2 separate regions of the Homo sapiens genome follow, and region 2 is linked to region 1. The links are chromatin loops, found by intact Hi-C in ENCODE. Cell type or tissue: endothelial cell of umbilical vein. All regions are shown on one strand. Region 1 holds the start of FNDC4 (fibronectin type III domain containing 4). Region 2 overlaps SPATA31H1 (SPATA31 subfamily H member 1).

Region 1 (2,500 bases):
CCTGGCAGTACAATGAATTAAATCATCCTATTCAACTCAGCTAGTCTGTTGCTTGTCTTGGGGAAGTAAGTAAGAGGCTGCAAGCCAGGTAAGCAGCCAGAGAATCCAATAGCACAGATCCTCACCTGGGCTTGAACTGTTTGAAGGTAGCCGGTCAGAACCCTTGAGAGTTCGGAAGTGCACCCGGGGCCCTGGGGGACTCTCTCCCCGAAGGCCGATGCTCCTGACCTGCACTGTGTAGTCACTGTCTTCAGCCAGGCCCCAGAGGGCACAGGCCCGGGTGGTGGTGTTCACCTCCCGAATCACACGCTGCCCGGGGCCATTCTGCCGCTGCAGGGAGATGAGGGGAGAGGAGGACAGCCTCACCCCAGTGCCAGGCCACAAGGCTCAACCAGAGACTCTTCAACATCCAAGCACTCCGGGGGAGTAGCGTGAAAAGGGCAGCCTGAGCCAGGATACGCCAGCTTCCAGATCCCCCCCACTTAAGTGAAGAAATGTGCCGAAATCCAAGGACACAGGTTGGGGGAGCAGAAGGGTGATTCATACTTGCTGGGAAATGGAGTAGCCAATGACGATGTTGCCTTCTGGGACGTCCCAGGACACAGTGGCCGAGTTGGCTCTGAGGTGAGTGACCGTCACATTCACAGGAGAGGGAGGCCGGTCTGCGGGAGCCAGGGTGTTTAACAGGTTTCACCCATTGACTAGCTGTGGTTGACCCTCAGCCCCGTTCCCCTTTACTTACCTGCTCGCACGAAGCCCAGGTCACAGCTGACCAGCAGGAGGACCGTGGGGCTTAGATATGGGGAAAGGGGCACCAGCGAAGCCATGTCCCCACGGAGTCCGCTGGGGGGGGAACTGTGGCATCCGCTTGGCATCCGCTTGACATCCAGGCGGGGCTCCTGGAGATGGCAGGAGTTGTGGGGGGTCAAGGACTGCCCAGAACGCACGGAGGTCGGGGGGCAGCAGCTCTCCTGGGCTCCCCACAGCTCACAACAGCCCTATTTTCTCTACGCCCTCCCGCCCCCGCATTGCCCGGGCGGCCCCAGAGTGCGGTCCGCCCTGCCCACACCCACCTCCGCCGGTCCTCGCGGTTGGTCAGGCCTCGGGGGGCTGCTCGGTGCCCAGAGGGCGGCCCATCGCCCGACTCGGTGGCGCTGCCCCTACCCCATCCCGGCGCGGGCCCGGCGACGCGGGCAGCGCGGGGCCGAGCTGCGGGCGGAGCGGGCGCGGGTCTGCGGAGCCCCCAGGGCTCGAGCGGGCCACGGAGTCTGTCCGGGAGCAGGGGGCGTTGCCCGGACGCTGGCCTGGGTCCCCGGTGCGGGAGGCAGTGCGGCGGCCTCCGCCCGCCCCTGCAGCGGGATGTGACCGTCCCGGAGAGCCAGCCGCCGCCTTCTGCAGCGCTGGCCCCGCTCGCTCCGCCGCAGCCCGGCCGGGACGCGCGGGCCCGCCCCGCCCAGCCGGGGTTCTCGCCGCCGTCATTCCCCTCCCGCCCCCTCACTCCCGTCCTCTCGGGGCTCCTCCCACGACCCTCCCAATGGCGCCTCCGGAGCCCCCATCCCTTATCCCTTCTCTCTCCCAGCTGAAGCGGACGAGTCGGCGGGGGCGTGGGGGGTGAGACGCGGGTGCTAGGGTCTCCGGCACCTGGGAGATCCCCTTCCTCCCCGCGTGGAAGAGCCAAGTTGGGAAGAGGAATTCCACCTCCAGTGCCCGAGGGGCTAACAGGAGAGGGGAGAGAGTGAGGGAGATAATAATTGCTTTAACAATCCCTTACTTGTAGACTGCGTCAGCTTTTAAGTCTCTTTTCCATTCATAATCTCATTTAATTCCGTTCGCTTTCTCATTCATTCTTTCATTTATTCACCAAATATTTATTGAGCATCTCCTATGTGTCTGGCATTATATTAAAACCTGGAGATACAGTGATTGTTAAGAGTGTTGGGCTTCTCGGGAGAATCAAAGCGCAAAGACCTATGGCTTTTTTAAAAAAATTATTATTCCTTTCTTTTCTTTTTTTGTTTTTCTAAAGCTCTACCACTTACGGTGTGGTTTTGGAGAAACTGGTTTATCTGTGCTTCAGGTTTCCCACCTGTAAAGCAAAGCGTGTGAAATCTCACAGGGTTGTTGTGAGGCTCAAATGAGACGGGAAAGATCTTTATAAATCTCACAACACTATGTGACTGGATGATGGAGATTAATTTGCACCAATCTGTTAGTTACTTCTTTGTTCAATAACATGTAAGCCCTTACATTATATCATGCTTTGGTTGAGCTTGAAATCTGAATTGAGAACCTGGGTGTGAGTCCCAATTTGTCCAGCTGTGTGATCTTAAGCAACCAACTAAACTACTCTGAGCCTGTTTCATCATCTGAAAAATGAGGGTGTCAATATTGACCAACATCTTAGTGTTGGTGTATCCAATGAGATACTGTCTGTGAAAAGTGTGTTGTTCAGTGTAAATAAATGTTGGCTAACATTGTATTTAGGGCAGATTCTTTGGTT
Region 2 (2,500 bases), 72 kb after region 1:
ATAGCTTACATCTACTGTATGATGAAGGCAGCATAGTATGGCTTTTTGAAAAATCTTGAGATGGGTTAAGTCTGAGATCTACCACTAATTAGCTTTATGATCTTGGGTATAACTTCATCTTTGTTTCCTTATTTGCAAAAAGAGGGGGTTGGACAAAATGATCATGATCATCAATAGTCATGAGGCTGACAGATTCTTCACCTCTTCTCCCAGATCCACAGTGGGAAGAAAACCTCAGGATGGCTTGCACTGAAGCTAACCTGACATGGTGAGTAAAGCCTGTCTTCAGCCTATTCTACTGATAAATTCTGTGAAAGTTAGACGTAAAGTACCTGGACTCTGTTTTACTTCCTTCACTGTGATAGCTTTCTCCTTTCTAAGTTAAATCTCTCTTATTGTTTTCCTTACTGGTACTTTAATGAAACTTCAATTACATTGACATACACTGTTGCATCCAGTGTTTCAGAACTCCCTGTGGGCTGGACCCAGGAATATATACTCTGGTCAATGGAGCGGAGCCTTCAACAGATCTTCCGATACCTAGAAAGCGCAAGGTCAGGCAATGTAGTTTCTGGGTGGGGATTGAAGGTGGTAGAGGTTTTAAAAAGAAGAAAGGAAGGGAATGAAGGAGGGAGGGAGAGAGGGAGAAGAGAGAGTTTGTTTTGTCTGTGGGGGTAGTTCTGGGTTCAAACTGGTGGAAGGATCATTTCTGGGTGGAATGGGAACAGTTTCCTCCCTTTGTCCTGGTGGAGAAATTATTTCTATAAGTAATTGATGTTGGGGAAAGAAACTTTTTTTTTTTTTCAAATTCTCCTTCAGGCCAAAAATATTTTGCATTTGAAATGGCCACTTTTTTCGTTTTCCTATTTCAATGCAAACTGAAACATTTCTCTTTATTTCTTAGATCAAGGCTTGTGGAACAGGATTTGCCTGAATCACAGGATATGATTTCTTCCTCTACCACCTCTGTTCTTGTGGCTCAGAAGACTGTTCTATGCTGTTGTGACTATAAGAAAGCAAAACATTCTACTGACCACAGCATCTCCTTTAGTTCATCATGCAATGACTCCAGTCTGTCTCATCTTCCTGTCTTTTCTGAAGGAACAACTTGGGAATTCCGGAGCCATAGTTTACCTATTTCCCACAAAAAGCAATCCTCTGTGTTCAGGAACCAAGGCAGAACCCTGCCTCTTTTTCAGCTCTCAGAGCCCCAGAAATCAAAAATTTTTCAGAATTTGGCAGATCTTTCACCCTTACAACCTCAGAGCTCTTTTATCAACTCTATTTCTGAACCCCTAAATATCTGCAAACAAAAAAGGAAAAAAAATGATGAGAGAATGAGCAAGAGTCATTTGACATCAGATCATGAGCCAAATTCTGTTTCCAAGGAGAGACCACGACTTCCAAGGTGGGCTACATTCAAGCTCTCTCCTTCAGTTAGAAGGGAGCTAGAAGGACATATGTCTCAGAAGGTTTTTGCTTTGCGGCAACAAACAGCACCTTTACCTTTGAGGAAATCATGGGCAATGCTGAATTATATAACTGAAGTACAAGGAGGAGTTGCTGAATCAGAGAAACCCCAAACTCAGTTATCTATGCCCATTCATCAAAACACTGAGCAAAATATCAACAACAAATCCTCAGACCTTCCATCATTTCAGCTCCATGTGAATGCTGGAGTGGGATCTGGATCAAATAGCACAGAAACAAAACTTTCACAGTCACTTATCTCAGATAAGCAGTTACAACCTGGGGATGGCCCTCAAATCCTTGGATTCAAGCCTTTAGTTACATCAATGGGCAGTCTACCTCCAAGAAGTTTAGAACTTAATGTAATTCAAGAGGAAACTCCTTTACTGAAGAATGATCCAAAACATGTGCTAGAGCTTAGTATAGAGGAGAGGGTCATAGGTTTTCCAGAAAAAAGGATACAGCAGCACAAGACACAAGTGACTAATGTGGAGTTGACCCCAAGGCTATCATATCAAGTCAAAGATAGCCTAAAGGTAACTCCATTGGCACTACTTCGGGTCATGGATTCAATGGGGATGATCCCAGAATCACATTCAGAATTTGCGGGTTTGTTCTCACAGCTGCCAAGTCAAGTTGTGAAACCAATGGAAACCATGGAAACAGTGAGCATAACCCCCAAACCACCAAATCAAGTCATTCAATCAATGGAGGCAGCCCCAAGGTCTCAGCACCAAGTTATGGAATCAGAGAGGGTGGCCACAAGATTACTGAATCAAGTCACAGATAATAAGAAAGTAACTCCTGTAGCACTGCTTCAAGTTATGGATTCTATGGGGATGATTAACAAATCACATCCATGTATAGAATCAGTGGGAATGACTCCAACACCACGATATCAAGTCATAGAGTCAGTGAAAATGAACACATTGTTGAACCATCAAGACACAAAACCAGAAAAGATGAATCTAAGGCCACAACATGCAGTTACGGAAACTGTGGAAATGATGCCAGGGCCACAGCATAAAGT

Evidence for each region. A loop is a pair of places that touch in the nucleus more often than their neighbours do. Peaks named below come from ENCODE experiments on the same cell type or tissue, not always from the same donor. Only the 100,000 strongest peaks of a DNase experiment are listed, where the experiment ranks them.
Region 2: it touches region 1 in a loop (4-fold over the local background); 5 of 110 quality-filtered maps call a loop at or near these places.

What each region holds. Positions count from the first base shown.
Region 1 is chr2:27,493,805-27,496,304 of GRCh38, forward strand. It overlaps FNDC4 (fibronectin type III domain containing 4), which reads right to left and starts at 1,396. Exons shown (of 7, transcript NM_022823.3): 1 at 1,074-1,396; 2 at 743-899; 3 at 547-662; 4 at 126-330. The coding sequence starts at 875. In endothelial cell of umbilical vein, no CTCF peak of the experiment used is centred here; no DNase peak of the experiment used is centred here; H3K4me3 peaks cover 1,396 bases; H3K27ac peaks cover 246 bases.
Region 2 is chr2:27,565,831-27,568,330 of GRCh38, forward strand. SPATA31H1 (SPATA31 subfamily H member 1) reads left to right here. Exons shown (of 5, transcript NM_032266.5): 3 at 214-268; 4 at 459-554; 5 at 905-2,500. Among named protein-coding and RNA genes, the nearest start is that of ZNF512, 16 kb to the right of the region's middle. RefSeq lists an enhancer at 69-1,268. In endothelial cell of umbilical vein, no CTCF peak of the experiment used is centred here; a DNase peak (open chromatin) is centred at 1,021; H3K27ac peaks cover 2,268 bases.